Regions from separate parts of the Mus musculus genome. Here region 2 is linked to region 1. A link is a loop called in an ENCODE intact Hi-C map of the cell type or tissue named here. Cell type or tissue: heart. All regions are shown on one strand. Each heading gives the region's core, and the rest is flanking DNA. Links, peaks and the distances in the headings are about the cores only.

The links. A loop is a pair of places that touch in the nucleus more often than their neighbours do. Peaks named below come from ENCODE experiments on the same cell type or tissue, not always from the same donor. Only the 100,000 strongest peaks of a DNase experiment are listed, where the experiment ranks them.
Region 2: it touches region 1 in a loop (3-fold over the local background); 4 of 42 quality-filtered maps call a loop at or near these places.

Annotation. Positions count from the first base shown.
Region 1 is chr1:171,469,024-171,485,500 of GRCm38, forward strand. No RefSeq gene overlaps it. Among named protein-coding and RNA genes, the nearest start is that of Alyref2, 26 kb to the right of the region's middle. In heart, for the core only: a CTCF peak has its summit at 10,195 (motif pointing left); a DNase peak (open chromatin) is centred at 10,148; H3K4me3 peaks cover 426 bases; H3K27ac peaks cover 399 bases.
Region 2 is chr1:171,311,822-171,328,298 of GRCm38, forward strand. Gm20045 (a long non-coding RNA gene) reads right to left here and starts at 15,493. Exons shown (of 2, transcript XR_865726.1): 1 at 15,073-15,493; 2 at 8,780-12,920. It also overlaps a transcript of Dedd not described here. In heart, for the core only: a CTCF peak has its summit at 9,783 (motif pointing right); no DNase peak of the experiment used is centred there; H3K4me3 peaks cover 165 bases; H3K27ac peaks cover 118 bases.

The DNA of each region.
Region 1 (16,477 bases), core at 9,161-11,660:
TCTGAGTTCCAGGCCAGCCTGGTCTACAAAGTGAGTTCCAGGACAGCCAGGACTACACAGAGAAACCCTGTCTCGAAAAAACAAACAAACAAAAAAACCCCCCAAACCAAAAAACAAACAAACCCCAAGACCACAATACAACACAACAAGAACTAAAAAAGGCTCTTGCCCTCTTGTGATGTAGCCCAGCTGGGGTTTCTGGTGTGGACCACCACACCTGGCAGGAGCTTCTTGTTTGACGAACCTCATGAAGTGGAAATATGGACCCTAAGCACTTTGGGCTAAGATTCAGTATAGAAATGAGGATCAGGAGGTAAGAATCAACTGGCTCACCTGCCCTTAATCCGAAGTCTCTCAGTTAGCAAGCTAGTCTTCCCTTCTTTGCCAACAATGTGTGGAATGTACCTGGTTCCTCATACAAGAGGAAAAACTCCAAGGGCAGGATGTCTCCATGGTATTTGCAAGGAGCTGTTATCTTACATGGAAAAATCAACTCACGCCATAAGTAGATATTTTGCTTGTTTTTCTTGTTTGCATATTTATTTATTTATTTATTTATTTATTTATTTATTTATTTATTTATTTATTATTTTTGATGCAAGGTCTCACTGGTTATATAGTTCAGACTGACCTGGAATTCACTGTGTAGTCCAGGCTGGCCTCAGAGTCACAGAACTCTGACTGGTCCAGCCTCTCAAGGTCTGGAATAAAAGGTGTGTGTTGTACATGCCTGACTCCATAATGAGGGCTTTTAGCTCAGTTTGGTTTAACTTAGCTTTGTTTCTTTTCTTTTTTTTTGAGCCAGTATCTCTCACTCTAGCTCACAGTAGCCCGAGAGTGCTGAGACAAGAGGCAGGCACCACCACACCCAGGTATTAAAAATAGCATTCATATGACTAACAAAAACTTCCAGACCTCAGACCACTCCGATAGCCTATAAAGTGCTGTTCATTTCTGTCTGTGGCCTGGATCTTTTACCATCAGTCCCATCCTCTCTTTTTCCAGGATTCCTCCTTCCAATTAGAGCTTTGGTGTGAACGCTTATACTCCCTACGTTTTTATTTCTATAATCATTGGGGTAAAAGTTTCCGTATGTCTGACATTACTTTTTGTTTGCTGGTTTATATAGGGTTTCAGGTATTCCAGGCTGGCTTCCAACTCCCTATATAACCAAGGCTGGCTTCTACCTGTACCTCCTTGCTCCACCTTCTGAGGGCCAGGATTACAGGAATCTGCCGTCCCACTGGATTTACGCAGTGCTGGCGACCCAAGTTGGGGCTTCAGGCATACTAGGCAAGTACTGAGTCATACCCCCAGTCCAGATATCACTAGTTATTTGAAATTTCTTCAAATTTAAGATGGAAGCCACGCTAAACACGCTAAAATTTTTAGTTAAGTTTTAGTGCAATTAATGCGATGCCACCAGGTGGCGCTAGACATCCCTGGCTCGGTACTTCTAAACTGTGATGTTAGCTACCTGCAGGATTTGCTGGAGATAACTTTGCATGAAGAATTAAAAATAGCTTGGCTTATCTGATTGGCAGGGACTCAGAAACTTGACAGCAGACTCAACTGGCAAGGTTATGAGAAACAAGCACTCTTATATAGTTTTGGAAGGAACACAAAAATGTATAACTCTGGAAGAGAACAGTTTGGCAATATTGTAGCAAATCTACATATGATTCAGCCTGTGACCTGGCACCCCATGCCATTTACCCTGCAGACATATCTCTAACAATATGAATATACGTATTCGCAAAAGTATTTGATTGCAACATAATTGCATCATGCTAGAAACTATTTAAAAAGTTCAAAACTCAGGATATTGGCTTAATAAACACTGTAAAAAAAAAAAAGACAAGGATAATCTATACAAACAAATTGGAAATGTTTCCTTTCTTCCTGCCTTCCCCTGATCTCCTTTATTTTATCTTACTTTTCTTTTAGACAGTGTCTCACTTGGTAGCCCAGTCCTGGGGCTGGCCCTACCACGAGCTGTTTCTTCAAGACCTTTTAGAGATAAGACGTGATAGGTCCTCTTCTGAGGGAACCAGCCTCCAGTACCCAACTGACCGCAAGCAGGGTGACTCATTCCTGAGTCAACCATCAGAAACCTGTGACTCCAGCCTTTGAGACTCTTCACTCTTGCTCCCTCCGTCAATGAGCCGCTCTGCATGGTCTGCTGTTGGCTTCCCCAGGAGCCCTCCAGAGCTTTCCAAGGGGAACACTGATGATCTCTTGGTTGGCACCTCTCAGTGTCACCTGGGACATCTGTCATCAAGTTGATTTCCAGGGTTGACTCAGCTGGGCTGGTTGGCTAGGCAGGCATCCCTCTCCTCCGTCATTTCTTTGTTCTTTCCTCTCGAAGCCCAACGATCTCCACTGACTTGGGAGAGTATCCCATTAACTGCCCTCTCTTGCTAGAACCTTCAAACAAGCTCTTGACAAGAAGTCCCTTCCAAAGGAAGGATTAGGATTCTGGGGTTGTTCCTAAAGCGTGAGCTTTCTAGGTCATCTGCATATGGTGGGCTTTCAGGTGTATGTTCTGTCTGCTACCAGTGGGAAGGCAGGTTTGGGCTGAAGGATCAGTTCCTTTCATATGCTAATTCCTAGCCTTGGTGTAAAACCTTTCAGACCTCACTCCCTACCCCTTTCTCTCTTCTCAAAGAGAGCCCAGCCTGAGCTTCTAATCAGCACTCCTGCCTGTCTCTCACCTGCCCCAGATGCACAGGGTCTTAGAAAGTGCTAGAACTCACAGGAGATAGAAAGGTATACAGGAAAGGAAAGGAAAGGAAAGGAAAGGAAAGGAAAGGAAAGGAAAGGAAAGGAAAGGAAAGGAAAGGAAAGGAAAGGAAAGGAAAGGAAAGGAAAGGAAAGGAAAGGAAAGAAAGGAAAGGAAAGGAAAGGAAAGGAAAGGAAAGGAAAGGAAAGGAAAGGAAAGGAAAGGAAAGGAAAGGAAAGGAGGAGGAGGGGGAGGGGGAGGGGTGGGGGAGGGAGAGAGAGAGGGGGAGGGAGAGGGAGAGGGAGAGGGAGAGGGAGAGGGAGAGGGAGAGGGAGAGGGAGAGGGAGAGGGAGAGGGAGAGGGAGAGGGAGAGGGAAAAGGAAGGGAAGGAAGTTGGGACTCTTCATGGGTGGTCTTTCATGGTAAGAATAGGACTTTTAGCCGGGCCGCGGTGGCGCTCGCCTTTAATCCCAGCACTCGGGAGGCAGAGGCAGGCGGATTTCTGAGTTCGAGGCCAGCCTGGTCTACAGAGTGAGTTCCAGGACAGCCAGGGTTACACAGAGAAACCCTGTCTCAAAAAAAAGAAAAGAATAGGACTTTTTAAATTTTTATTTTATTTCTTTATTTTCCAAGATAGGGTTTCTCTGTGTAGCCCTGACTGCCCTGGAACTCGCTAGATGAGGCTGACCTTGAACCCAGAGATCCACCTACCTCTGCCTCCAGGTTGCAACTCCACCACCTGGCAGGAAGAAGACTTTAATGATGTGCTTCCTTTGAGCGACCCACCATCCTATAAGGAGCACTAGCAAACTCACTGCTTCACTAGACTAGACTCCTTTCTTTGTTCTGTCAGTTTATCTAGCCAGAGTGAATAGTGTTTCTTTAATATCCTTTTAGTAACTGTCATAAAATGGTATTGGTCATACTTAAGCTATGACATATTAATGGGTATTGGACCATGTGACTAGGCCGTCTGGGTTTGTGAATTGATCCTGTCTAGGTGAAAAAATGGACTCAACAACAACAACAACAACAAAATTTTTAAAAAAGATTTATTTATTTTATGTACGTGAGTACATTGTAGCTGTACAGATGGTTGTGAGCCTTCATGTGGTTGTTGGGAAATGAATTTTTAGGACCTATGCTTGCTCTGGTCAACCCCACTCACTCAGGTCAACTCTGCTTGCTCAGTCCCTGCTTGCTCTGACCCAAAGATTTATTTATTATTATACATAAGTACACTGTAGTTGACTTCACATGCACCAGAAGAGGGCGTCAGATCTCATTATGGGTGGTTGGTTGTGAGCCACCATGTGGTTGCTGGGATTTGAACTCAGGACCTTTGGAAAACCAGTCAGTGCTCTTACCTGCTGAGCCATCTTGCTAGCCCACCCCTGCCCTAAATTTTAAAAGACAATACCTTATACTGTAGCCTAGGCTGGCCTGAAACTCATGTTGTAGCCTAGGCTAGCCTCAAAATCATAGTAATCCTACCTTAACCTCTTTCCCAATAGCAGGGATTATAGGCATGAGACACCACACCTGGTTTACATATCAGGTTTAGGAAATACTGGTGTTGGAGCATAGTGTTTCCAACAGAGGTGCCTCACTGTCTGGGAGCTACAGTAAAAGCATTTTCCTTGAACTCGAATATTAGTATTTCATTCAAGAGACAGTGTTCAGGTTTTGGAAAAGACAGTCCAGAGTATTAGATTTTAATACAAAAAAGGAGTAGAGAAGCAGCAAGTTGTGTGTGTGTGTGTGTGTGTGTGTGTGTGTGTGTGTGTTGGAGATCAAAAGTTCTTGAAAGCCAGATGTTCTGAGCCATATCTCCATTTCTCAAATAATCGCTCCATGAGATTGCTCCAGGACCTGTCTTTATTACCAGGCTTTGATTCGAATAAACAGTCAGGTTTCTTGGCAGCATTGAGACTTTGCAGGCAGGCATTTTATGGCATCATCTAGGGCCAGCCCAGGGACATGCCTTAACTTGCTAGAAGCTACATAAGAGTCTGGTCAATAAGTCTTTTGTGTGTGCCTGTGCACGTAGAGGTTATCCTCTGGTGGCATTGCTCAGGAACTGTTTGCGTTGTATTTTGAGACAGGGTCTCTCACTGGGGCCTAGAATACAAGGATTATATTAGGCTGGCCAGCCAGTGAGCCCTAGGGGATCACAGGGCTCCTCTTCTCCCATGCTGGGATTGCAAACATAATCATGTCCGGTTTTGTTTTTGTTTTTAACCTAGATTCTGGGGATTAGCCTGGGGTCCCTAAGCACTTTACAGATTTAACTGTTTCCCCACGTAGTCTTTATCACCGCATTTCTTGGTAGTCAGGCAGTGCTGTCTCGACGACTTAAAACAAATGAATAACTTGTATCACAACAGCTGAAAATACACAAGATGTCTTGGGAAGAATTTTCTTTCTTTTCTTCTCCTTCCTTCCTTCTCTCCTTCCTTCCTGTGTGTGTTGTTTTGAGAAAGGGTCTCACATACCTCAGGCTGATCCCAAATACTCTACATAGCTGAGAATAATCATGTACTTCTGATCCTCCTGTGTCGACCTCCCAATTGGGACTGTAGTGCTAATTCACTACTTCCTGTTTTGTGTGTGGCTGGGGATCAAGCCCAAGGCTTTGCATAAAACACATGGGCTAGCACTCTATCAATGGAGCTACATCTTCAGCTCTTCTGGGAAGCACCCACACAAGTTGTTCGCCATCCAGATCTAGGGAAATGGGGCTGGGAGGAGGCTGGTGTGAAACATTAAGTGCAGAACTGCCGGTTGTGGTGGGGAGATGTAGCCTAGTTCTGATGTCATAGCCTGAGGAGTTTACTGCTTAGGGACCTAACTCAGGTAAAGGCGGATCCTTGGCTACAGTGCAGACAAGAGTTCCAGGGCAAGTCAGAGTGGAAAGAGTCATAGAGTTTGTTAAGTAGAGATAAGAGATGGTACATACTTCAGATTGAAGCGTGGGTATTTAAAGGGACGCACGCAGGAAAAAGACAGTACACACCCAAGTATGGGTGTGGGTTTTCAAGAGAAAGTCTTCATAATGACTTTTTAAGTTACGCTGCTCAAAGGATGCAATTAGCAAGGTTTAAAGATGAAGTAAACTTTTAAAATCAAGTGAGGAGCAGAAGAGCTGGCTCAGCGTTAAGAACACTCCTTGTTCTTAAAGAAGACCCAGGTTCTATTACGAGCACCCAAATGGATGCTCACCACTGCCCATAATTAAAATTTGTTCACAATTCTAGTTCCAAGGGATCTCATGGCCTCTCGGAGTGTCAGGCACACATGTGGTACATAGATACACATGTAGGCAAATACCCATACACATAAAATAAATGACTCAAGAAAGAAAGAAAGAAAGAGAGAGAGAGAGAGAGAAAGAAGGAAGGAAAGAAAGAAAAAGAAAGGAAGGAAGGAAGAAAGAAAGAAAGAGAGAAAGAAAGAAGGAAGGAAAGAAAGAAAAAGAAAGAAAGAAAGAAAGGAAGGAAGGAAGGAAGGAAGGAAGGAAAGAAAGAAAAAGAAAGGAAGGAAGAAAGAAAGAAAGAAAGAGAGAGAGAGAAAGAAAGAAGGAAGGAAAGAAAGAAAAAGAAAGAAAGGAAGGAAGGAAGGAAGGAAGAAAGAAAGAAAGAAAGAAAGAAAGAAAGAAAGAAAGAAAGAAAGAAAGAAAGAAAGAACGAACGAACGAACTGCGGTGGGGATTTAGCTCAGTGGTAGAGCGCTTGCCTAGCAAGTGCAAGGCCCCGTGTTCGGTCCTCAGCTCCAGTTAAAAAAAAAAAAAAAAAAAAAAAAACCAACCCCACAAAACAGAAGTTGGTGAATAACAGAAGCGCTGTTTCATGAGGTACATTGTTCAGATTCAGGATGAGGAAGAAGTGCCAATAGTAATCCTATTAAATTATTGAACTCAAAGTCACCAACACGCTGGCCTTTGAGGCAAGCTTGTCGTTTTTAATATCCTTGCTTGAGCTGTCTAGCTGACGAAAAACATTAGCTTCTTATGCTTTAGAATTGATATGTCTTCCCAGTGAGACATCACTCTGCCCATTTAGAGATCAATAAAGGAAAAAAGTTTTTTAATAACAGCAGGTTCTGGCTAATGTACAAAAAGAAACCATTCTGGAATTTAAAAAACAACAACAACAACAAAAAAAAACCAGTCTATATAGGTCTTGGGCTTTATATAGTTGCATGTTATGTCTGCTATCCTTAAATCTCTTTCAGGTCCTGGTTTGTCCCAGATCCCATTTGAACAATTTAAATGGAAAAGAAGACATTTTTAGATTTTTTTTTTTTTGAGACAGGGTTTTTTCATGAAGCCTTGTCTGTCCCGGAATTCACTCTGTAGACCATGATAGCCTTGAACTCACGGAGATCCACCTGCCTCGGCCTCCCAAGTGCTGGGATTATAAGCACTTATACCTGGTCTAGGTTTGTTTTTCCTTTTTTGCCACAGTGATCCTCAGGCCTTTGATGAGATCAGGAGATAAAAACTGGTCAGTTAGGGCAGGGACCCCAAAGCGGCTTCCAGATGTTCTTGCTGGAGGCCGAAGGAAGATGCAGGGAGAGAGCTCTGGCTTGTGTTACCTCCTACATGAGAGCCACAGCATAAAGGACATGGGGGACTATGTGAATAGAACTGGGGGGGGGGCACACTGGGCCACCTGGTGGGCCAAATGGATTGACCATCTCATACCTCACTCTAGTTTCTGTCCTTTAGAAAGCCCCAGACAGGCAGTTCCACAGTGCTAGTAAATAGTACTGAAGTTTTTAATAACACGAGATTCTCCTGTGTAAGTGTGTGAATGGTGGGAGCTGGGGAGACAGGATGGTTTAATGGTTAGGGATTAAAAACCACAAAGCTGAGACTAATCCTTTTCTAGCTTCAAGGTTGTTCTTCTTAAGGTTGTAAAACAGCCCCCCCCCCTTTCTCTCCTCCCTCCCTCTTTCTCTTCTTCTCTCTCTTTCCTGCTCCCTAAACATTATCTTATTTAGCTTAGACTAGGTTTTTTGTTTTTTGTTTTTTGTTTTTTGGTTTTTCGAGACAGGGTTTCTCTGTGTAGTCCTGGCTGTCCTGGAACTCACTCTGTAGACCAGGCTGGCCTTGAACTCAGAAATCCACCTGCCTCTGCCTCCAAAGTGCTGGGATTAAAGGCGTGCGCCACCACGCCCGGCTAGACTAGATTTTAAATTGCTATATAGCTTAGGAGGGTCTTCAACTCCTGATCCTCCTGCCTTCCTCCTTCTAAGTGGTGGAATCGGAGCTGTGTGATACTTTCTGGTTTGGGGCTGTGGTGCTAGCTCGTGAAACAGGATTCTTCTGGGTGCCTATAGCTTCCTTTGTACTAGAAGAGCTCTCCATCAAAGGGTGTGACCGAAGAACGACCAAGTCACTTGTAAAAGGAGTTACTGGCATTAACCATGCTATTTGTGTCCAAAGATGTCACCCATCAGTATTCATATGTCTCGCTGATGGTCACAGACAGGGTGGGGGAGGCATTTGCTTGCTGTCGGCCTCAGAAAGGGTAGTGTCGGTCTGGCTCTTGGCCTTTTGCAGGAGAGGAAGCTGACAGATGTACGATCTGACCCAGTCCCTACCCCGGAAGCAGATGGGTATTAACAATTCTTCATTCCTCTCTTCCTGCCTAGCAGCCTCGAGCAAAGGATGTAGACCTTGAGCTAAAACACAAATTCTTTTCTACCACAGTTTTTGACCACTCCTCTCCTTGGGGGAATGTGTCTTTGGGACCTGGGAGAGATGCAGGGGCAGCAGCAGCAGCAGCAGCAGCAGCAGCAGCAGCAGCAGCAGCAGCAGCAGCAGCATTCTGTCCCAGAGGAAGCATCCAGATGTGATTTTTCTGAACGCAAATTTGAGGGCCTTACTTCTCACAGTGCTTTCTGAGGCCTCCTCTAGTTTGTCTCTACAGTGGCCCAATGGGCAATTAATGAAAGCAAAAAGTTTAGGGTCCAGCCAAGCACCCCATTGATTTGGACATAGCATATGGGCGCTTGAGAGTTTCGTGTTTTTGTTTGTTTGTTTGCTTGTTTGTTTTGTTTTACTTTTAGATTCTAATGTATGTTTATCATGTGTCCTGGTTCTACCTGTTAGCTCAGGTGAAATAGCAAAGAGGGAGTCTTGGGCCTGAGCTGGGAAACCCTGGAAGTGGTGTGTGCTGGGGTACTGCGTGAGTGTGTGTGTGCTTGCCCGTGTGCATATGTGTGTGCATGTGTACAGGTGCGTTTCTGTGTGTGTGTGTACGTGTGTAAGGGCGTTACTGTTATTCTTCCAGTCACACGGTGCACCCAGTCTCGGCCAGTTCCACCAGCATTTCTGAGATCTTCATTCTACCACCTGAGAGTAGAACCCGGACAGACCGGTTCTGAGGTACAGAGGAGAGAGAGGTCTGAACCGGAAGGGAAGTTTACTCAATTCAGGCAAGGCAGCGCCCTGTGCGTTGCAGGGTGGGGCGGGGCACGGGAGGGTGGAGGCAGCCCTGCCTGCTAGGCAGGGCTGTTGGCTAATTATCTGTGGACGAGGAGAGAAAACAGAGAGAAGGGATTGTGCGAAGCCTTACTTAGGGCCTTTGAGATGGCTCAATGGGTCATGAGCACCCGAGACTGATCCTCAGAACCCAGAAGCAGGCAGGAGAGAGCGGACGCCACAAAGGTGGGCGGTGATCGTGGACACGCATGCGCACACAGGCATACCTTTTTAAACTTGATGTTGACGTTATGGAATGTGCTTAAGGAAGCTGCTGTAGAGAGGATCCCTCTCCTCCCCTCCCCGCTTAATATCTTGTGCTCTCTCCTTTTTTTTTTTCTTCTTCCCATACAGGGTTCACTATGTAGCTCTGCCTGGCTTTGAACTCACGGGGATCTCTGCCTCTGGAGTGTTGGGTTTATTTTGTTTTGAGGAAAGATTTTCTCTGGCTCAGGCCTTGAACTTGGTCTGTTGTAGAGGTTAGCCTTGAACTGTCTTTAAAAAAAAAAAAAGTAGCTGGGCGTGGTGGCGCACGCCTTTAATCTCTTTAATCCGGAGGCAGAGGCAGGTGGATTTCTGAGTTCGAGGCCAGCCTGGTCTACAGCGTGAGTTCCAGGGCAGTCAGGGCTATACAGAGAAACCCTGGTTCGAAAAACAAAAAAACAAAACAAAACAAACAAACAAACAAAAAAAGTGTCTGCGTGCATGCACTCACAAGTGTTCAAACACTCGGGGGAATTCTTACAAGGTATTAGAGGATCCACGACCTTTACTTAGGCTCTGGGGCTTGACCTAAGGTAGTCAAATTTTCTGAGCTTTACCCACTCACTCAGCCACCTAGCCAGCTCCTAAATGTCTGCAATTTAAACCACTTAGTTAGAGATGGCTCGCTCAGTGATTAAGAGCACTTGCTGTTCTTTGGAGTATTCTCCATCTGTTGTTACTGCAGTTCCAGGGGATCTGATGCCCTCTTCTGGCCTCTGCAGGCACTACATGTACAAGGTCCATGTCCATACTTGTAGGCAAAACATTCAGATATATAAAATTTAAAAGTGTTTAATGGATTTTAATGATCTGCATATGTGTGTCTGTGTGTTCCTACTGTTCTTTATAACAATATGGTAGTTTTAAAATTATTATACAGGGTGATGCATAAAGATTATACACCTTTAATCCCAGCACTCAGAAGGCAGGGGCAGGAGGGTCTCTGAGACTTTGAGACCAGCCTGGACAGCCAAGACTACACAAAGAAAGAAACTCTGACTTGAAAAAAACAAAACAAAACAAGACAAAAATCTTGCTAGGTTGTGCTGGCCTGCAGCAGTTTAGGGATCCGTGGTAGTTTAGCTTTCGGAATCACCCTGTGAACCTGAGTCCTACTTATCCGTAGTAAATGCAGAAAGAAGGCAAAGAATCACAATTAAATGGCATTTAAACTGAGAGTCCACTTTTTCCGGTGTTAATATTCAACAAAACAACAATGAAAAGTCCCCAGAACTACATCGCTAAACTTCACCCATCCCAACTCAAACAAAAAACCGGGGAATAGTGTACCTTTATCTTGAAGGTGTTAAGTTTTGGAGGGGACTCTGCTGGTGTTGAAGGTGTTAAGTTCTGGGGGGACTCTGCCTGTGAGCGGGCTAGTAAGTAGTCACAACCTATTTGGGACCCATTAGAACAGCTTGTGTCAGTGGCCATAAAATTGTTCACACCCTGAAATGCAGTGATGTCTCTCGTGGGAACAAGCCCCAAGGAGACAATTAAACAAAGCAAGGGACGTATGTAGATCCACGTGAAAGGCATTCATTGTAGCGTGATCCGTAAAGTAACGAGCTGGAAGGAAACCAAGCTCTGCACAATACGCAGATTGTTAAACCAGAATGTGGAGACCGATGGAGACTTATCCAGTTATTGAACAATAATTATGGAGAACACGTAGAAACATTAAAATATTTATGATTTGGGGGGTATATGATTATTAAATAAAAGGAGAATAACAGCTAGGTACGGTGGTGCCTGCTGGGGACCCCAGCACTCGGTAGAAGGGTGCAGAAAGATGAGTTGTTTTAGTTTGGACAATAGAGATAAACTATATATTTGTTTTCTCTTCTTTTTAAAAAAGTTTCTCTCTGGTTATTGAAACTTGATAATCAAAGACCAGAAAACTCTCTGCTGCCATTCTATACGAGGTTATGTGGGTATAGTAATCAGCACAGGTCTCAAGAGTTTTTGGAAAGAGTGGAGAGCCACATCTCCCAGAATAACTAATTATTTATTTTATGTATTTATGAATTATTTATTTTATGTTCACCGTTGCTCTCTTCAGAAACACCAGAAGAGGGCATCAGATCCCATTGTAGATGGTTGTGAGCCACCATGTGGTTGCTGGGGATTGAACTCAGGACCTTTGGAAGAGCAGTCAGTGCTCTTAACTGAAGAGCCATCTCTCCAGCACCAGAATACAGGCTTCTTGAGAACTTAGGTCTAAGTCCACTCTTTCTTCCAGGTTCTCTGGGTGCATCCAGCAGCAGTGTAATGAGTCCCAGTAATAGATTCCCCCACCTGGACACACTGAAGAAGCTCGGGGAAAATAAGTTGATCTAATAGCTGGCCAGGGGGCTAGAGACATGGCTCAGTGGTCATGAGCACTGGCTGCTCTTCCCAAGGACCAGGGTTCGATTTCCAGCATCTCTATAGCAGCTCACAACTATCTGTAACCTGTTACTGTAGCTCCAAGGGATCTGATGTCCTCTGGCCTCCATGGTTCACATATATGCATGAATGCAAAACACCCATACACATAAATAAATCACACACACACACACATATATATTATATAATATGACAGGAAAAAGCCCTAGGAAGTTGAGGTCAACTATGATGTTCATGGAGAAGGCCAGGCAGTGGTGATGAAAGACCCCACCATAAGGCTTAGCAAGCTAGCTGCAGTAACGCCATTTTGCAAGGCATGAAAAAGTACCAGAGCTGAGTTCTCAAAAGCCACAAGAAAGTTTAGTTAAAAAATAAGGCTGAACAAAACTAGGACAGGGGCCAAACAGGATATCTGTGGTCGAGCACCTGGGCCCCGGCTCAGGGCCAAAAACAGATGGTACTCAGATAAAGCGAAACTAGCAACAGTTTCTGGAAAGTCCCACCTCAGTTTCAAGTTCCCCAAAAGACCGAGAAAAACCCCAAGCCTTATTTAAACTAACCAATCAGCTCGCTTCTCGCTTCTGTAACCGCGCTTTTTGCCCCCCAGCCCAAGCCCTATAAAAAGGGTAAAAACTCCACACTCGGCGCGCCAGTCATCCGATAGACTGAGTCGCCCGGGTACCCGTGTTCCCAATAAAGCCTTTTGCCGTTTGCATCCGAGTCGTGGTCTCGCTGTTCCTTGGGAGGGTCTCCTCAGAGTAATTGACTACCCAGCTCGGGGGTCTTTCATTTGGGGGCTCGTCCGGGATCCGGAGACCCCCGCCCAGGGACCACCGACCCACCGTCGGGAGGTAAGCTGGCCAGCGATCGTTTTGTCTCCGTCTCTGTCTTTGTGCGTGTGTGTGTGCCGGCATCTAATCTTTGCGCCTGCGTCTGTATCTGTACTAGTTAGCTAACTAGATCTGTATCTGGCGGTTCCGTGGAAGAACTGATGAGTTCGTATTCCCGACCGCAGCCCTGGGAGACGTCTCAGAGGCATCAGGGGCCCGCTGGGTGGCCCAATCAGTAAGTCCGAGTCCTGATCGATTCGGGCTATTTGGAGCCCCTCCTTTGTCGGAGGGGTACGTGGTTCTTTTAGGAGACGAGAGGTCCAAGCCCTCGCCGCCTCCATCTGAATTTTTGCTTTCGGTTTTTCGCCGAAACCGCGCCGCGCGTCTTGTCTGTCTCAGTGTTGTTCTGTCATTTGTCTGTTCATTGTTGTTTTGGACCGTTTCTAAAAATATGGGACAGACTGTAACCACTCCTTTGAGCCTGACCCTTGAACACTGGGGAGACGTCCAGCGCATTGCGTCCAACCAGTCCGTGGACGTCAAGAAGAGACGCTGGGTCACCTTCTGCTCTGCCGAGTGGCCAACTTTCGATGTGGGGTGGCCACAAGATGGTACTTTTAATTTAGACATCATTTCACAGGTTAAATCTAAGGTGTTCTCTCCCGGTCCCCACGGACACCCGGATCAGGTCCCATACATTGTCACCTGGGAGGCTATTGCCTATGACCCCCCTCCGTGGGTCAAACCTTTTGTCTCTCCCAAACTCTCTCTCTCTCCAACCGCTCCCATCCTCCCATCCGGCCCTTCGACCCAACCTCCGCCCCGATCTGCCCTTTACCCTGCTCTTACCCCCTCTATAAAACCCAGACCTTCTAAACCTCAGGTTCTCTCCGATAACGGCGGACCTCTCATTGACCTTCTCACAGAAGACCCTCCGCCGTACGGAGAACAGGGACCGTCCTCCTCTGACGGAGATGGCGACAGAGAAGAGGCCACCTCCACTTCTGAGATTCCTGCCCCCTCTCCCATGGTGTCTCGCCTGCGGGGCAAAAGAGACCCCCCCGCGGCAGATTCCACCACCTCTCGGGCTTTCCCACTCCGTTTGGGGGGTAATGGTCAGTTGCAGTACTGGCCGTTTTCCTCCTCTGATCTATATAACTGGAAAAATAATAATCCTTCCTTTTCTGAAGATCCAGGTAAATTGACTGCCTTAATCGAGTCTGTTCTCATCACCCATCAGCCTACCTGGGATGACTGTCAGCAGTTGCTGGGGACTCTGCTGACAGGAGAGGAGAAGCAGCGGGTGCTCCTGGAGGCTAGAAAGGCAGTCCGGGGCGACGACGGGCGCCCCACCCAGTTGCCCAACGAGATCGAGGCCGCCTTTCCCCTCGAACGTCCCGACTGGGACTATACCACCCCTGGAGGTAGGAACCACCTAGTTCTCTATCGCCAGCTGCTCTTAGCGGGTCTCCAGAATGCGGGCCGGAGCCCCACCAATTTGGCCAAGGTAAAAGGGATAACTCAGGGACCCAATGAGTCTCCCTCGGCCTTTTTAGAGAGACTCAAAGAGGCCTATCGCAGGTACACTCCTTATGACCCTGAGGACCCTGGGCAAGAAACCAATGTATCCATGTCGTTCATCTGGCAGTCCGCTCCAGACATTGGTCGGAAGTTAGAGCGGTTAGAAGACTTAAAAAGCAAAACCTTAGGGGACTTAGTGAGAGAAGCCGAGAGGATCTTTAATAAACGAGAAACCCCGGAAGAAAGAGAAGAACGTATCAGGAGAGAAACAGAGGAAAAAGAAGAGCGCCGTAGGGCAGAGGATGAGCAGAGAGAAAAAGAAAGGGACCGCAGAAGACAAAGAAAAATGAGCAAGCTATTGGCCACTGTAGTTACTGGTCAGAGACAGGATAGACAGGGGGGAGAGCGAAGGAGGCCCCAACTCGATAAGGACCAATGCGCCTACTGCAAAGAAAAGGGACACTGGGCTAAGGATTGCCCAAAGAAGCCACGGGGGCCCCGAGGACCGAGGCCCCAGACCTCCCTCCTGACCCTAGATGACTAGGGAGGTCAGGGTCAGGAGCCCCCCCCTGAACCCAGGATAACCCTCACTGTCGGGGGGCAACCAGTCACCTTCCTGGTGGATACTGGGGCCCAACACTCCGTGCTGACCCAAAATCCTGGACCCCTAAGTGACAGGTCTGCCTGGGTCCAAGGGGCTACTGGAGGAAAGCGGTATCGCTGGACCACAGATCGCAAGGTACACCTGGCTACCGGTAAGGTCACTCACTCTTTCCTCCATGTGCCAGACTGCCCCTATCCTTTGCTAGGAAGAGACTTGTTGACTAAACTAAAGGCCCAGATCCACTTCGAGGGATCGGGAGCTCAGGTTGTGGGACCAAAAGGACAGCCCCTACAGGTACTGACCCTAAGCATAGAGGATGAGTATCGGCTACATGAGACCTCAACAGAGCCGGATGTTTCTCTAGGGTCCACCTGGCTTTCTGACTTTCCCCAGGCCTGGGCAGAAACCGGGGGCATGAGACTGGCAGTTCGCCAAGCGCCCCTGATTATACCTCTAAAGGCAACCTCCACCCCTGTGTCCATCAAACAATACCCCATGTCACACGAAGCCAGACTGGGGATCAAGCCCCACATACAGAGACTGTTGGACCAGGGAATATTGGTACCTTGCCAGTCCCCCTGGAACACACCCCTGCTGCCCGTTAAGAAACCAGGGACTAATGATTACAGGCCTGTCCAGGATCTGAGAGAAGTCAACAAGCGGGTGGAAGATATCCACCCCACCGTGCCCAATCCTTACAACCTCTTAAGTGGACTCCCTCCGTCCCACCAGTGGTACACTGTGCTCGATTTAAAAGATGCCTTTTTCTGCCTGAGACTCCACCCCACCAGTCAGCCTCTCTTCGCCTTTGAGTGGAGAGATCCAGAAATGGGAATCTCTGGGCAATTGACCTAGACCAGACTCCCACAGGGTTTCAAAAACAGTCCCACCCTGTTTAATGAGGCACTGCACAGAGACCTAGCAGACTTCCGGATCCAGCACCCAGACTTGATCCTGCTACAGTACGTGGATGACTTACTGCTGGCCGCTACTTCCGAACTAGACTGCCAACAAGGTACTCGGGCCCTACTACAAACCCTAGGGGACCTCGGATACCGGGCCTCGGCCAAGAAAGCCCAAATCTGCCAGAAACAGGTTAAATACCTGGGGTACCTTCTGAGGGAGGGTCAGAGATGGCTGACTGAGGCTAGAAAAGAGACTGTGATGGGGCAACCCGTTCCAAAGACTCCTCGACAACTTAGGGAGTTCCTAGGGACGGCAGGCTTCTGCCGCCTCTGGATCCCTGGGTTTGCGGAAATGGCGGCCCCCTTATACCCTCTCACCAAAACTGGGACTCTGTTTAATTGGGGCCCAGATCAGCAGAGGGCCTATCAAGAAATCAAACAGGCCCTCCTGACGGCCCCTGCCCTGGGATTGCCAGACTTGACCAAGCCCTTTGAACTCTTTGTCGATGAAAAGCAGGGCTACGCCAAAGGGGTCCTAACGCAGAAACTGGGACCTTGGCGCCGGCCTGTGGCCTACCTGTCCAAAAAGCTGGACCCAGTGGCAGCCGGGTGGCCCCCCTGCTTACGGATGGTAGCAGCCATTGCCATTCTGACAAAGGATGCAGGCAAACTAACGATGGGACAGCCGCTAGTCATTCTGGCCCCCCATGCGGTAGAAGCACTGGTCAAACAACCCCCTGACCGTTGGCTATC
Region 2 (16,477 bases), core at 8,623-11,122, 160 kb before region 1:
CTGGTCTACAAGTGAGTCACGGTACAGCCAGGGCTACACAGAGAAATACTGTCTCGAAAAACCAAAACAAAAAAACAAAACAAAAATAAAACCTAAAACTTTCCATGGTAAAAAATGAAGAAACACAACAGAAGAGGACACATGGATGCCACATAATTTTGTTTTGACTGTCAACCTAAAAATAATTATGTGTGAAGTGTGCCTTCCCTCAGCCTTGAGTGGGCTGAGTCAGACCTGTTTCTGCCACAATCGCCTCGCCCACCTAGGATGGAGTCTTACCACGTAGGTAAATTCTACTGTGTGCCACATCTGCAGCTTCCTGCAAGAAACCACCTGCTGAGCAGCTGAGCTTGTTTTCCTGAGCAGATCCTGGCATAGTGGGGGATGGGTTCCCCCCTTTAAAAGTCAGACCCTAGAATTAAAGGTATGGGATTTCCCAGTGATAGGTTAAATAAAATTTTATTGACTTTAAATGTTTAAATGTCACTAAGACAGATATCACAGTTGCTGAAAAACACTGAATTTTAGAAAGTATTGATGAATTAAATCAGCCTATATATACCTTAACTTCAGAATAGCGGGAAGGAAATAGGTTGGCGACCTTAGCTGCCCAGTTGTACCCCCTAACCAAAGAAGGGGAGGTGTCTGTGTGGACCCCAGATCACCAGAAAGCCTTTAAAGAGATTAAAAAGGCCCTACTGATGGCCAGCCTATGCCTGACCTAACCAAGCCTTTCACTCTTTATGTGAAAGAGAGAGCAGGGGTCACCAGAGGAGTCCTTACTCAGACTTTGGGACTTTGAAAAAGCCCAGTGACTTACCTATCCAAGAAGTTACACCCTGTTGCCAGTAGGTGGTTTTCTTGCCTGAAAGCTATTGCTGCCATAATCTGCTTGTCAAGGATGCTGATAAGCTCACTCTGGGACAACAAATAACTGTAGTGGCATCCCACACTCTTGAAAGCATTACCAACGCTCCTGTGACACATCAGAGCTTTTTGTTGTCTAAATGAGTGACCTTCGCTTCATTCCACCTGCTGTCCCACTGTGTGAGACTGCACCTACTCATCACTGCGCTGACATTCTGGCAGAAGAAATGATCTGAATTATCAGATCAGCCTTGGCCTGAGGGTACGAGCTGGTACACTGATGACAGTAGCCTCGAGGTTAAAGGTAAGCAAAAGGTGGGGACAGCAGTATGGTGGTGAACAGAAAGCAAGTGATCTAGGCCAGCAGCCTTCCTGAGGGACGTCGGCCCAGAAAGCTGAACTTGCGACTTTAAGACAAGCTCTATAAATGGCAAAAGAAAAGTCTACACTGACAACAGGTATGCTTTTGCCACTGTACGGGACAATATACAAAGAGGGCTGTTGACATCTGCAGAAAAAGACCTAAGATGCTGTGGCTAAAGAAAATCAGATGGCAGATCTAACCGTCAAGCAGGTGGCTCAAAAAACAATGATCCTGGCAGTCAAGGAGTCTAAAGATTATTATGACATCAGAGAGACCAGCTTTAGATACACCGCTGAGCACTATCAAGCTATAGACAGTATTTGGCTTGGCCTGGGGGCCAAGAAATTCAAAGGTGTGGTTAGGTCCTTTGACTACTATGTTACAGGACTCTCTGACTTAGCAGAAGAAATAGTCAAAAGCTTCAAGGCCTGTGCTATAATGAGGTAGAATTTCTAAAAGAAATCTTCCCAAGGTAATGGACCTGCCTTTGTTGCCCAGGTAAATCAGAGACTGGCCAAGATATTAGAGATCGGTTAAAAGTTACATTGTGCATGCAGGCCCCAAAGCTCAGGACAGGTAAAAAAATTAATAGAACCATTAAGAGACCCTTACCAAATTGACAGCGGAGACTGGCGCTATGATTAGATAGCTCTCCTACCCTTTATGCTCTTCAGGGATAGAAACACCCCTGGACAGTTTAGACTGACCCCCCTATAAATTACTCTACAGGGGGCCCCCCTCCACTGGTAAAAATAGCCTTTGTACATAGTGCTGACATGCTGCTTTCCCAGCCTTTGTTCTCTAGGCTCAAGGTGCTCCAGTGAGTGAGACAGCGAGCGAAAAAGCAGCTCCAGAAGGCCTACTCAAGAGAAAAAGACCTGCTACATTAGACGTCTCCACACAGAAAACCTTAAGACTCCGGTGGAAAGGCCCTTATCTTGTACTCTTGACAGCTCTACTTTCTACCTTTATGGGACCCCTTTTGATTTTGCTTCTGCTTTTAATTATAGGTCCATGTGTGTTAAATAGGCAAGTCACCTTTATTAAAACAGAAATTAGTGCAATGTGGCTTTTAGTTTTAAGACAACAGTACCATGCCCTAAAGTAAAGGATCAAGTATGTCAGGAAAAAAATTGTGTCTAGTTCTAAGATTAGAACTACTAACAAGTAGAAGGGGGGAATGAAAGTATAACAACGTAAAAACAGAATTCTAGGCCTTTAGGCCCAGGCTTGGGAATGTGGCCTTTGTAAAGGTATGCTAATCATAAAAGAGATAGGGACATTCCTCTACCCACCCGCTTCCTGGGTTCAAAGAGTGCTCATTCAAAGAAAGTCACCCTGGCCATTACCAGAACCTGCAATGCAAATGTGCTATTGTTAGGGGCTCTTAGAAGCTGTCTTGAGAGTTAACAATTACCAGGTATTCCTTGTGACTCTTGTAACTTTACACTTCCTTGTGACTCTTAACTGGTATCTTTGGTATCTTCCAACAACGCCCTCCCCACTTCCTTGAGTTTCGGTTTCTTCCTTTAAATACCCCCTTACCCAGCTACTCGGGGCGCCATGGTCCTCTACCCCTGCGTGGTGTATGACCATGGGCCCGAGAGCGCTCTTGAATAAAAATCCTCTTGCAATTTGCAGCAAGACCCGTTTCTTGTGGGTGATTTTGGGGTGTCGCCTCTCCTGAGTCAGAACGTGGGGGAGCCCTCACATTGTGGGTCTTTCAGGGGAAGAGGTTTTGTCTTTGTTTTAACAGGAGAAAAAAAATGCATCCCATCAAAATTAGATTTGACTAGGGGGGAGACCTCTGAAAATCCTGGCTACAGATATGAAGGAAGAATCCAAGAACAACAGAAGTAACATGAATGCTGACCTAAAGTGGAAACTTCTAGTTTCTTTGGAAAGTCAGTTATGTCAAATGATGTTGTGCTGGGGCACACAGGTGAGAGGATGTTTTGCTACTGAAGAATGAAAAATTACTGGCCTCTTGTGAGAACATGAACTTTTTACCTCGGAGCCCACCCCCTCCCATCTAGAAAACATTTTTGAGATAAAGGCCTCCTAGAACAACCTCAAAATGAACCGGGTACATTGCCAAATGATAGGACATGACTCCTTAGTTACGTAGATTCCTTGATAGGACATGACTCCTTAGTTACGTAGATTCCTTTGGCAGAACTCCCTAGTGATGTAAACTTGTACTTTCCCTGCCCAGTTCTCCCCCCTTTGAGTTTTACTATATAAGCCTGTGAAAAATTTTGGCTGGTCGTCGAGACTCCTCTACTCTGTGCAAAGGTGTATGAGTTTCGACCCCAGAGCTCTGTGTGCTTTCATGTTGCTGCTTTATTTCGACCCCAGAGCTCTGGTCTGTGTGCTTTCATGTTGCTACTTTATTAAATCTTGCCTTCTACATTTTATGTATGGTCTCAGTGTCTTCTTGGGTACGCGGCTGTCCCGGGACTTGAGTGTCTGAGTAAGGGTCTCCCTTCGGGGGTCTTTCACTATAACAGACAAGTGAAAGGACATTTGATGAAGGGGTATAAATGTGACCCCACAGACAGTGGGAGACAGGCATTGGTTTGGTTTGCTCCACTTCACTATTCTTCACTAACAACACGCATGTATTGGTTTGCCTTAGATAGCATTGTTGAGCTCCATTTGTGGTAATGCCACCATTGAGAGAAACTCACCAAAGAACTGCTAATGTGGGGTTGGGGGCTGGAGAGATGGCTGAGCAGTTAAGAGCACTGACTGCTCTTTCAAAGGTCCTGAGTTCAAATTCCAGCAACCACGTGGTGGCTCACAACCATCAGTAACAAGATCTGGCTCCCTCTTCTGGAGTGTCTAAAGACAGCTACAGTGTACTTACATATAATTAATAAATAAGTCTTCAAGACAAAACAAAACAAAAAAAACCTGCTAATGTGGTTCCTGAGGCAGCTTGCTGCTGCTAAGGCCTTACCTCAGGCTGGTTGGTGAGCCTTGCAATTTCTTTAAGATTGATCTACAGCTGCTGGTTCATGTGTGGTGTCTGCCTTCCAAGAGGACTGCACTGCAGCTGCTGAGTCATATTTGGTGTTTGCTACAGGACTGAACTGCAGAAGAAGATGGAGCTCGTCCCCAAAAAACTATTGCTAAACACGTCCAGTTCCCCCATATCCTAATAACTTTTCTCTTCTATTGTAGTTGGTGGGTGGTGGGCAAGAGGAGAGGTTGAACTTTTAATAGGTTGCAAAAAAATTTATGCTTACACTAATCCCTCTAGGGAACAGCTCTAAGGAGATATGAAAATGTCTCCAGCCAGGACTTCAGCTAAGCATAGCCAGTAAATCTTGTTGGCTACAGATTCCTCAGGACTTATCATGTCATTCTTTCAAATGGCATGAATAATCATTTATATTAGTTTGGCTATACAGTCCAAACCAACTTGTTAAAAAAAAAAAAAAAAAAAAAAAGAATGGCCGGGCGTGGTGGCTCACGCCTTTAATCCCAGCACTCGGGAGGCAGAGGCAGGCGGATTTCTGAGTTCAAGGATAGCCTGGTCTACAGAGTGAGTTCCAGGACAGCCAGGGCTATACAGAGAAACCCTGTCTCAAAAAAACCAAAGAAAAAAAAGAAAAGAAAAGACAGACGCTATATCTGCTCAAAGAGCAGAGAATCTCCTTTAGCTCATCTGTGCACACTGCTTCTCATACATATGTTAATACAGCAATGTATATTACCTTTGAAAATTTAAATGTGCAGTCTCAGAGTCATCCTTTTCAGAATTCAAGGCAAAAGTCCATTGGAATTCTGAATATGTATCAATAGTATGATGCATCAATGTGTGTACACATTTTAAATTTTCAATTACAAAATCTAAACATAGAAGCTTTCATATGACATTGTTCTAAGGTGGTAGCAAATATAATTTGTACTCTTAATTTAGCATATAGACCTTCATTTAGACTGAAGCTTGACAACATTAATATAATATCTCATCTATTAAGTAGGTTTATAGCTGCAGCCTCTTTGTCTGGCATTTGAATAGGCTGCCATTCTGCAGTCTTGTCACAAGATAGTGCTGTAAGCTTTAGATTGACTTGGAGATCTTCTATTTTGAACCAAAGGGTTCTCCGATCACTTTTCTTTCCTTTCCTTTCCTTTCCTTTCCTTTCCTTTCCTTTCCTTTCCTTTCCTTTCCTTTCCTTTCCTTTCTTTTTTTAAAGATTTATTTATTTATTATATGTAAGTACACTGTAGCTGTCTTCAAACACACCAGAAGAGGGCGTCAGATCTCATTACGGATGGTTGTAAGCCACCACGTGGTTGCTGGGATTTGAACTCAGGACCTTCGGAAGAGCAGTCAGTGCTCTTACCCACTAAGCCATCTTACCAGTCCTCCGATCACTTTTCTATTGCCTCCACATTAACATTTATTTTTCCAGTCTATTCCTTCTCCAAGTCTATTATATCCTGATTTCTCTTTTAAAAGGATAAACAAAATTGTAATCATTACTGAAAATATAATTATTTGTATGTTGATAATTGTAACAAAATTATACAGGGTTCAAGTACCCTCTTCTACATTGTTTTACTTATTAAAAATGTATTGGCCGGGCGTGGTGGCGCACGCCTTTATTCCCAGCACTCGGGAGGCAGAGGCAGGCGGATTTCTGAGTTCGAGGCCAGCCTGGTCTACAAAGTGAGTTCCAGGACAGCCAGGGCTATACAGAGAAACCCTGTCTCGAAAAACCAAAAAAACAAAACAAACAAATTAAAAATGTATTGATTTGATGTATATGAGTATACTGAAGCTGTCTTCAGACACACCAGAAGAGGGCATTGGATTCCATTACAGTTGGTTGTGAGCCACCATGTAGTTGTTGGGAATTGAACTCAGGACCTCTGGAAGAGCAGTCAGTGCTCTTAACCACTGACCAATCAATCTCTCCAGCCCTGTTTTTTTTTTTTTTTAACATGGAAAATATTCCATTTTAATCTCTCTCTTCTTATTTATTATTATATGTAAGTACACTGTAGTTTTCTTCAGATACACCAGAAGATAGTGTCAGATCTCATTAAGGATGGTTGTGAGCCGGGCAGTGGTGGTACCCGCCTTTAATCCCAGCACTTGGGAGGCAGAGGCAGGCAGATTTCTGAGTTCGAGGCCAGCCTGGTCTACAAAGTGAGTTCCAGGACAGCCAGGGCTACACAGAGAAACCCTGTCTCAAAAAACAAAAACAAAAACAAAAACAAAAACAAAAACAAAAAAAAAAAAGAAAAGAGAAACTGTAGTTGTTAGGGAAACATTTTTCCTGCCTTCTGCCTTGGACTTCTAATACCTGAATTTTTAAACTTTGGATTCTTTGCCAAATATTGGGCAGTAAATGTAATGGTGAACTGTTAGGTGTTGGTCTAGAACTGCTATGTATGTATTCAAATGCTAGGTAATGGCCCCCAAGATCTGTTTGCCCCTGACAAGCAGATCCTTATATACGACAAGTGATACTACTTAAAAATATTGGTTAAAATAAAGTGGCAAAATAGAAATAGGTGGTGTTTCATTTACTGGGCTGGGAGTTGAAGGTAGGGACCATGAGAGGAGGAGAGTGGAGGAGAGTGAAGGTGGTAAACAAGGAAGAAGATGGAGAAAACAGATCGATATTAGATGTGCTGGACAGGGAGCATGTACATTAGTAAAATGCCCCAGGCTGAAACAGCAAGTTTTGGGTCACTAAGTTGGGAAGTAGACAGTCTATGGGAAGGAATATAGCGTAGGGGTAATCCCTAGTGTGATGGATTGTGTATGACTGGCCAGGGAATGGCAGGACTAGAAAGTGTGTCACTGCTCCTGTGGGTTATAAGTTTCTCATTCTAGCTGCCTGGAGTCAGTGTTCTGCTAACAGCCTCCAGATGAGGATACGGAACTCTCAGCTTTTCCTGCACCATGCCTGCCTAGATGCTGCCATGCTCCTGCCTTGATGATAACTTACTGAACCCCTGAACCTATAAGCCAGTCCCAACTAAATGTTCTTTTTAAGAGTTGCTCTGGTCACAGTGTCTGTTCACAGCAGTAAAACCCTAAGACACCCAGTGATTGTGCAAAGCTAAATAAGTAAATCATAGTCTCAGTCTCCATCATTTGGCAGCTAGACAAGGATAGAGATAATTAACTTACGATGGGCCTTTTTATGCCCATGCTTGCTCCCAAATAATGACACGGAGTCCTTTTTATTTATTAATGAATGTCGAGGTCTTAAGCTAGGCTTGTTCCCAACTAACTCATAACTCACTTATCTCATTCATACTAATCTAAGGTTTTCCATGTGGCTGGTTACCGCTCCTTAGTTTCATTACATTCGATTTTTTCCTCATCTTGATGGCAAATTTCACATGTCAATCCCTTTTCCAGAGTTCCTTTCTCTGTCTAAAAGGCTGACCTAATTCTGCCTTGTGCTACAGGCCTCAGTGTAGACATATATTGCATACTATGTAAAGATCATCTTTGCATTATTAAAATGCTGATTTCTCTGCCCTCCTATCTGGTTGCCATCCGTATTCTAAGAATCTCCTGTCTCATTGTTTTATAAACATTACTCTCAATTATTCCCTTATTGGTCAATAAAGCTAGCTGATCAGGCAATGGCTGAGCAGGGGAGATAATAAGAGCTGGACTTCCTTCCTTCCAGGTGAGGGAGAAGGGAAAGGAAGTGGGGAATAGTCGTGAGAGAGTCCAGGAGAGACCAAAGAAAAACACCGATAGCAGAGAAAGCCATAAAGTGCAGGTATCTCAGTGTTGTGGATGGCCCTGGTGGTTGATGCCTGTATTTTGATGTTAATTCCTAATCCCCAGGAAGGGTTGTCTCAGGAATGAGTTCTACACTCAGGTGACTTCTTGTGAACCTTTCACCAATGAATAAAGGGACCAATCACTGGTCGAGTGGGCAGGACTTTCCGGTTGGACAAAGGAAGAGAGGAACCGGAGGGAGTTAGGGCTTTGGATGGGGATAGCGAGAGGGTAAGATGTAGCTCATAGTGTCTCCTGGCTCATACCAGAGGACTTAGATTTAATAAGGATTCTAGTTGTTGCGCCCAGCTATTGAGTTACCATTGATTCTGAACTAAGTTTGTCTGGTGTTTTCCTTCACACTGGTTTGACTGGGTTCAAGAGAGAAAGGTAAGGCAGCAAAGTGTGAGTTTGCCCGATGTGCACCACAAAGGCTGTGGGGGTTTGAAGCATGGGGCTGGCGTGGTAGTGACCAGCTAGTGGGAACTTACTGAACTGGCTGGAGATGTTTCGGGAGCTCCGGGCCAGAGAGTCTGCCAAGATGAGAACACCCCGCTGGTGCCATGTGGCCTGCCAGTGCCCAGCATAGCACAGGATATTATTAGTCTTTTTTTAATATTTCCCCCAACATCTCAGGGATTTTGGCTAGGAGGTAGCCAGATTAACATAGAAGTTTAAAATAGATTAATACTGCTCAGTTGTGTTTTTAAAGTTTGTTAAATACCACAGTCTCAATATTTGGAGGCTAACCAGGTTAAGATAAAAACTGCGACACTTACTTTTAAAGCCACAGGGTTTTTATTTTAATCAATCAGAAGGTGCTTTAGGCATGCAAGAAATACAGAGCCATATCTTTACAGTGTATAAAATCATGACACTAACAGTACCCAACAAGATTATTGGCTACAAAAAGGCATTCCTGGGGAGGGGGAATTGGGGGACTTTTGGGATAGCAATGGAAATGTAAATGAAGAAAATACCTAATAAAAAAATTAAAAAAAATAGATAACAAAAAAAGGCATTCCTATCTCAGCCTGTCAGAGCTGTCTCTATGTAGAGGGATCTGCATACATCTCACATGTTTTATTGTTGTGCTTGGTTTGGTTCTTCATGTCTGTAGCCAAGATTTTCAGGAGGTCTTCCCTGGTCAAATTTAATCTTTATTAACTTTGAAGGAATCCACAGCATTTCATCTCATACATATGAAGCACAGACATAACCTCTCCCCCAGTGCAATACATTTCCTGACCTCCATTCGGAGATTACGACATTCATAGCCTGATAACTTAGCAGGACTTTCTAAAATCCAGGGTTTTTTTTTTTTCCCCCCAGCAGCTGTGCTACCTGACTGGTATTTAAATTTTTTACCCCTTCTGTTCTATGAGCATTTCCTTTAAAGTGTAGTTATATCTTTTTACAATCACTTGACCTGCATGATTGTAAGTTATATCTGTAACATGTTTTATGCCAAAATGTCTAAAAAAATTGTTTTATTCTACTGGATACACATGGAGTATCATTAGTTTCAATCTACCAAGGCATCTCCAAGATAGCTATTACCTCTAATAAATGTGCAGTTTTGGAACAATCCTTTTTACAATTTAAGAAAGCCCCTTCAAGTCCTGAATACAAACCAATTGTATGCTGTGTTACCACATGTATATACTTTAAAACTTCAAACTCTACAAAATGAAACACATAATTATTGTATGACATTGCTCTAATATGGCATTAAACATACTCTGTAGTCTTAATGTAGAATATTGCATCTCTATGAGCTGCCATTCTGCAGTCTCATCACAAGGTGGCACCCCAGGTTTTAGATTGGATTCCTGACAATTTTTTTTTTTATTCTGATCCAAAGGATTGTCTAATTTGTTCTACCCCTAGTGCTCAATTTTTTCAGTCCTCTCTTTATTTAAGTCTGTTTTAATATGATCTTTCTTAAAAGAATATATAAAATTGCAATCATTACTGAAAAGATAAGTATTTGTACGATGATGATGAAAATAAAATAAAATGGAATCCAAGTATCTTGTCATGGTAGTCTTCATTTTTTAAAACAGAACATACATTTTTTAAAAATCTCTGTAACTCTCTCCTTCCTTCATAAACATCACTTTATGATTTTCAGACTTATACATTAATTGTTCAGAAGGTAGGGGCTTTTCAGTCCCACTGTGGCTCTGTGAAATGTCCCATCTGACCTTTTGTGCACTTGCAGGCTCCTCAGGCCAATGCCTGTGGATGGCAGCTGGCTTTGCCTGACTCTGCTTGGTCTAGCAGGCTTCCCTTGCCAGTTTTCCTGGACAACAGTTGGGAGCCACACCTACCTGCCCCACCTCTGGGTAACAGAGGTACTGTTCTGTGGTTCACCAGCAGGCACAGGCCAGCTCTGGGTGCTCTGACCCAGCTCTGAGCAGTTGCTTGCCTGAGAGGTCTTGCACTGAGGCTCTGGTTCCCCACTTCTTACTTCCTGCTCACAGGCCTCCACTAGCTCCATGGTAAAGTGACTTGCGGCCCTCCCCTCCCTTAGGAAACTGCTTCTTCCCCACCTTCCCTCCAGAACTCTTCTCAGACCCTAAGCTTGGATTTCTAGCCCCACATTGGATGCACCAGACTGTCTTGAACCACTACCAGCTTCCAATAATGACACAGAGAATTATTTTTATTTATGAAAACTTAGGCCTTATAGCTTAGTCTTGTTCCCAGTTAGGTTGTAGTAACCCACCTTTGCCACGTGGCTCATTACCTCTTTCATTCTGGGCAACTGTTCGATCCCCCACGTCTGGCTGGCAAAACCTCCCACCCTATTCTTTCCCTGTCCCCCTCTCTGCCCACCTTTCCTCTCCTGCCTCAGCCATAGTCAGATCTTTATTAAATCAATCGATGAGAAGGTGCCTTAGACAGGAAAGGATGGACCCCACACACAGTGTACAAAAAGATTATCCCAACTACTACTGGAAATGCTGTTGATTTTTGTGACTGAGTGCTGTGGGTTTAACTCTGACCATCCTCCTGTTTTTCTTTTCCTTTTTTGACTTGACTGCCTTTTGATACAGTTCTTTCCCCTCCTTCTACCTGGGGGAAACTTCCTCTCTCTGGTTCAGTCACTGGGAATGAATCTATTTGTTTTCCTTACTTTTTTTTTTTTTTAATACCAAGCTTCTTTAATTCCACCTTAATTTTTTCCCCAGTTGCTCAGCTAGTATTTTATAAACAAAATATCCCGAAATGAGGAAAACAGCAGCAGCAACATAAAAAGAGGATGGGGAGAGGGGTGAAGGAGATGATGACTAGGACCTGCTGCTAAAAACCATGGGAAGGAAGCATGTTCCAGAAACAGCCCCAGCAAACCCTGTTGGCTTCTGAAACAAAGCATCTATCCGTTCCTCCTTTCCCGGCTTCTGCTTTACTGTACTTGAAACCAAGCCTCCCATGCCGCCCTGCCACATTGGTGGCACTTGTCTCTTAATGTTTCTTTTTCCTACAAATTGCCCCACTTTCATCACCAACTGTAGCTTTTATTGTTACTTTTTCTTTATTTACTACTTTGTGGGTTCTTCTGTCTCCTAACAATATCTTCTCTGTCTCAGCTATCATCAACTGTCTTCTTTTCTAACCCTAGTCTCTGACCCTCTTCTTTTGTCTCCTGGAACTTCCTCAGCCCCACACCTGAATCTCACTCCCTTTCTGCCAGTCTCTGCAGGCTGTTTTTTGTTATTTTTTTTTAAGCCTCCTGTTCCCAGAATTCCAAGATGCAACCAACACTAAAGGGCCAAATAAAATGTTATGCTACAAGACTGGGCCTGACTATCGCAGGAGGTCAGGCTGGTTTAAATAGTTAATTCAAGGCCATCCAGGGTTACATACTGAGACCCTGTCTCAAGGGGGAAAAGTACTTTTGAGGAACACAGGCCAGATTAAAATTTAAAAGGTATAAAGAGAAACTCTACAAACCATATGGCTCCATTTCTTGGCAACCTAGCCCAGGTCTTTAGTTAGCATTGTTTTGTTTCCACTGAGCTGTGTGGGAACTGAACCTGATGAAGAAGAGCCATTGCTCCAATGCTGTGTGCTCCAGCCCCAGGCCTTGCTTGTTGTAATTTCTGAGTAGGCCTCACCAAGTTGCCCAGACCTTGAGATTCTCCCATCTCAGCTTCGTGAGCATGGGGGATTATTGGCCTGTTCCATCAGGACCTGTACACTATTTTATTGAGACAAGGTGTATGTCTTGAACCTTAGCTTGCCCCAAACTATGTACAAAAAAACCTGAACTTCTGATTCTCTTTCCCCAACCTCCCAAGTGCCAAGACAATGTGCCTTTCTTTATTTCTTCTGTTTCATTTATTTTTGACTCAAGTCAACTATATCTAATACTAATTTTCTTTTGGTGTATCAAGGTGACACATAACCTTTAATCTCAGAAATAGAGAGCCAGGCGGAACTCTCTGGAATTTGGGGGCAACCTGGTACACATATTGAGTTCCAGGCAGCCAGGGACACATAGAAAGACCTTGTCTCAAAACTTACAAATAAACAACATTAAAACTTTCTTTGGTTTGTTTCAGAGTCTCTCTTTTCTCACACTGGGTGATGCTCCAGCAACTGAGCTCTGTCCTCTCCTGTGGTCGGCATAATGCTCCTGTGCAGTGTTTGAGGTTATACCTGCATTATTCAAACGCTGATTTCTGTGCTGCTCCCGTACCTGATTACAATCCTTATTCTGAGAATCTCTTGTTTCAATGTTGTAAACGTAACTATTACTCCCCAGTTATTCCCTCACTGGTCAATAAAAAAGCTGATCAGCCAATGATTGAACAGAGAAGAGGATAGGGCTGGACTTTTTTTTTTTTTTTTTTTTGGTTTTTTTTCGAGACAGGGTTTCTCTGTATAGCCCTGGCTGTCCTGGAACTCACTCTGTAGACCAAGCTGGCCTCGAACTCAGAAATCCACCTGCCTCTGCCTCCCGAGTGCTGGGATTAAAGGTGTGCGCCACCACACCCGGCTCGGGTTGGACTATTAAAAAAAAAAATCTGTTGTCCCCTTAGCCCCTACTCCCAGGATGATGACTCAGAGACTTATATTAATAAATGCCTTGGCTACAGGCTTTGGCTCATGCCCTGACTAGCTTGTAACTAACGTAATCCATTTAAACTATTCTGTGTCTACCCTTTGGTTAGTTACCTCTTCAGTCCTGGCTTGCTTTTCTTCCAGTCTCCTCAGTGTCTCTCTCAAATCTCTTTAATGTCTCTGTGTCTCCTTTTAGTCTCCATTTTTCTAGAATATTCTCTCTTCCTGCCATTGTCCTACCTTTTATTTTCTGTCTCAGCTCATTGGCCACTGGCTTTTTTATTGGCAGGTGATTCTTTTAAGAGATTCTCTCCACACTGGACTTCCTCCTAGCCAGGGCAGAGGGTGGGGCAGGGAGAGAGTCAAAGAGAAAGCAGGAGAAAACAGCTTGAGTAGAGAAAGCCATAAAATACAAGTATTTCTGGGATTTTGGCTGGGAGGCAGCAAGATTAGCTTAGAGGATGAAAATAGAGCAATACCACTCAGTTGTTGTACCATTAAAACTTGATAAATAAATATAATAGTCCAGTCTCAGTTATTTGGAAGCTAGCTGGGTAAGAGGAAAACTGTAACACTTATTAAAAAGCCACTATGTTACTGATTTTTTATTATATTTCGATGTATGCCTATGTACATGTATATGTGTATGTGTGTACCACGGCATACATGTGGAGATTAGAGGACAATTTTCTGAAGCTGTTGGCTCAGGTGACCAATCTCATGTCATTAAGGCTTGGCAGCAAGCACCTCTGTCCACAGTCATCTTTAAAGCCCTTAGATCTTTGTTACTGACAGCTGCTAGCATCCTTGAGACAAGGTCTCACAGTGTCCCTGACTGGCTTCAGCCTGCCTCTGCCTCTGGAGTGCTTGGATTAAAGGTGTTAAAGGTCATTTCACTACTGTAGCAGCATGACCTTCTGCAACTCCAGTGTCGGGGAATCTAACACCTCGTCTCTGCAGGCTCCAGGCACACATGGGGCACACATACACAAATGCAGGCAAACACTTTATATTTGCTAGATACATGAACCAAAAATAATTTTAAAAAATTGAAACAACTAGAGTAGGCAAAGTCTTCCCCATGGGGACAGAAGAGTGTCAGTGAGGAAAAACCCTCTTGAAAACTGGTACACTTACTGTTGGAGAGAAGGATAGAGACACTTAGTTCTAGAAGCATACATGAGTGACTATGGCTCTGGAGTGTGTGTGAGCCACGTTCATCATATAAACTAATGGGTTTCTGCTGGTTGTGGTGCCTCACAGCTTTAATCCCAGCACTGTATAAGCAAAGGCAGGCTGATCTTTTTAGTTCAAGGCCAGGCTGCGGATTATAGGACAGTTAAGGTTACAGAGTTTCTGAGTACATTTGAAAAAGAAAAAAGATGGGTTTTACCAAGACATCGTCACACAAGCACACTGTGTACTTTGCTCACGGCCGTTTTCTCCTCATCCCTCCTCCTCCTCTCTTGTACACCAAAGTTCTACCGTCATGCCGTATTTATATTCAAATCTACATTATATTCAAATATTTGTTTGAATCTGACTTTTACAAAACACAATACTCTCCAGTGCCACTCATCTTCCTGCAAACAAGAGGATTGCATTTTTTTTGACGGAATAAAATCCCATTCCTGTTAGCCCTTCACCTGTTGATGGGCATTAGGCAAAGTCCAAAACATAAATATTGTGACTAGTGCTACAACAAATGAACATGGATGCAGAGGGATCTCCCTACTATGTTTGATTCCTTCAGAGATCAGAAGTGACCTAGCTAGATCACTTTTAGATTTAAAAATATTTATGTGCATGTTTGTATGTGTACATGTATGCGGGGGCCCTTAGGAGAGTGCCAGATCCTCTGAAACTGGAACTGATGTCCAAAGTGTTCTAGAATTCAGTCTCTCAACTGCTGAGCCATCCCTTCAGTTCCTCTTTTTTTTTTTTTTTGGTTTTTCGAGACAGGGTTTCTCTGTATAGCCCTGGCTGTCCTGGAACTCACTCTGTAGACCAGGCTGGCCTTGAACTCAGAGATCCACATGCCTCTGCCTCCCAAGTGCTGGGATTAAAGGCATGCGCCACCATACCCGGCCCTTCAGTTCCTCTTAAGACAGAAATACACACACACAAACACACACACACACACACACACACACACACACACACACACACACACACACACACACACACACAGTGGCACATGCCTTTAATCCCAGAACTCAGGAGGCTGAGGCAGGTGGATCACGACCTGGTTGTTGTCTCAAAAAACAAAAGCAAAAAAAAATCAAACCAAACAACAACAACAACAACAAAAATCCTCTATACGGATTTTTTTTTTCGAGACAAAGGTCTCTCCTACTGTAATCGCCATGAGTATTCTCTTTCACTACAACATTACGGTTTTTAAAAAACAAGAAACAACCCCTCTGCCCCCTAAACCAGGTTTTCTGTGTAGCTCTGAGCATTTCCCCCCAGCCTGCATGTCAGTTTTCTTGTTATCAGTCATTCTATCTTGGATAAGCTACTGACAAAGGTCTTGCTAATGTACAGCCCAGTCACCTGGGAGGATCACGTTACCTCAAATTCATTCTTTTCCTTTCCTCTTTCCTTCTTCCCTCTTGTTTGAGGCAGGGTTTCTCTGTGTAGCCCTGGCTGTCCTGGAACTCACTCTGTAGACCAGGCTGGCCTTGACTCAGAGATCTGCCTGTTTCTGCCTCTGGAATTAAAGGTATGCACTACTACAAACTGGTGAAAACCTTCCTTTTTCTTTTAAATTCTCCTCCACACGACAACTTACTGACAGCTCCCCCACTTCTCCCCCTCCCCCCAATAAACACTGAGAAAAGGGCTTTTTACTTTTGCCTTTTTACTACTGGGTCTGGCTGGTCTGTTGCTCATTAAATAGGTCCAGTTTTGCCTCAAATCCCATCCTCCCGCTTCTTGAAAACTGGGATTACAAACCTTAGTGTGAGTAGCCACAAAACTTTTTACACATTGTATCTTTCCACTTGGATCTGGTTGTTACCCTATACCTCTATGTAACAACTTTCTCCAAGTTTACCTAGTGACCTTCATTTCTTCCACATTCCGAACCACACATTTTAGTCCACATCTTACCTAATCGCTTACTCTTGATACTTGTAACAAGTTTCCTTGATACTTTTCTCTGTCTGGCTTCCTGTCTGTGCCTCCTCGCTGTCCTATTTTCTGCTTCCTTCCCTCATCTCACTCCTCGAATGCACACATCCTCCTCTTTAGGCCATTTTTCTCTCTTATGGCTCCAAGAATATCCAGACATGCGCAAGCACACTTTCAACTTTCTTGGTTTCAAACCACACTAATTCATATATACTTGCCTAAAAGATATCCCGCAGATCTCTTGAAACTAAAAATAACGTAACCCAGTT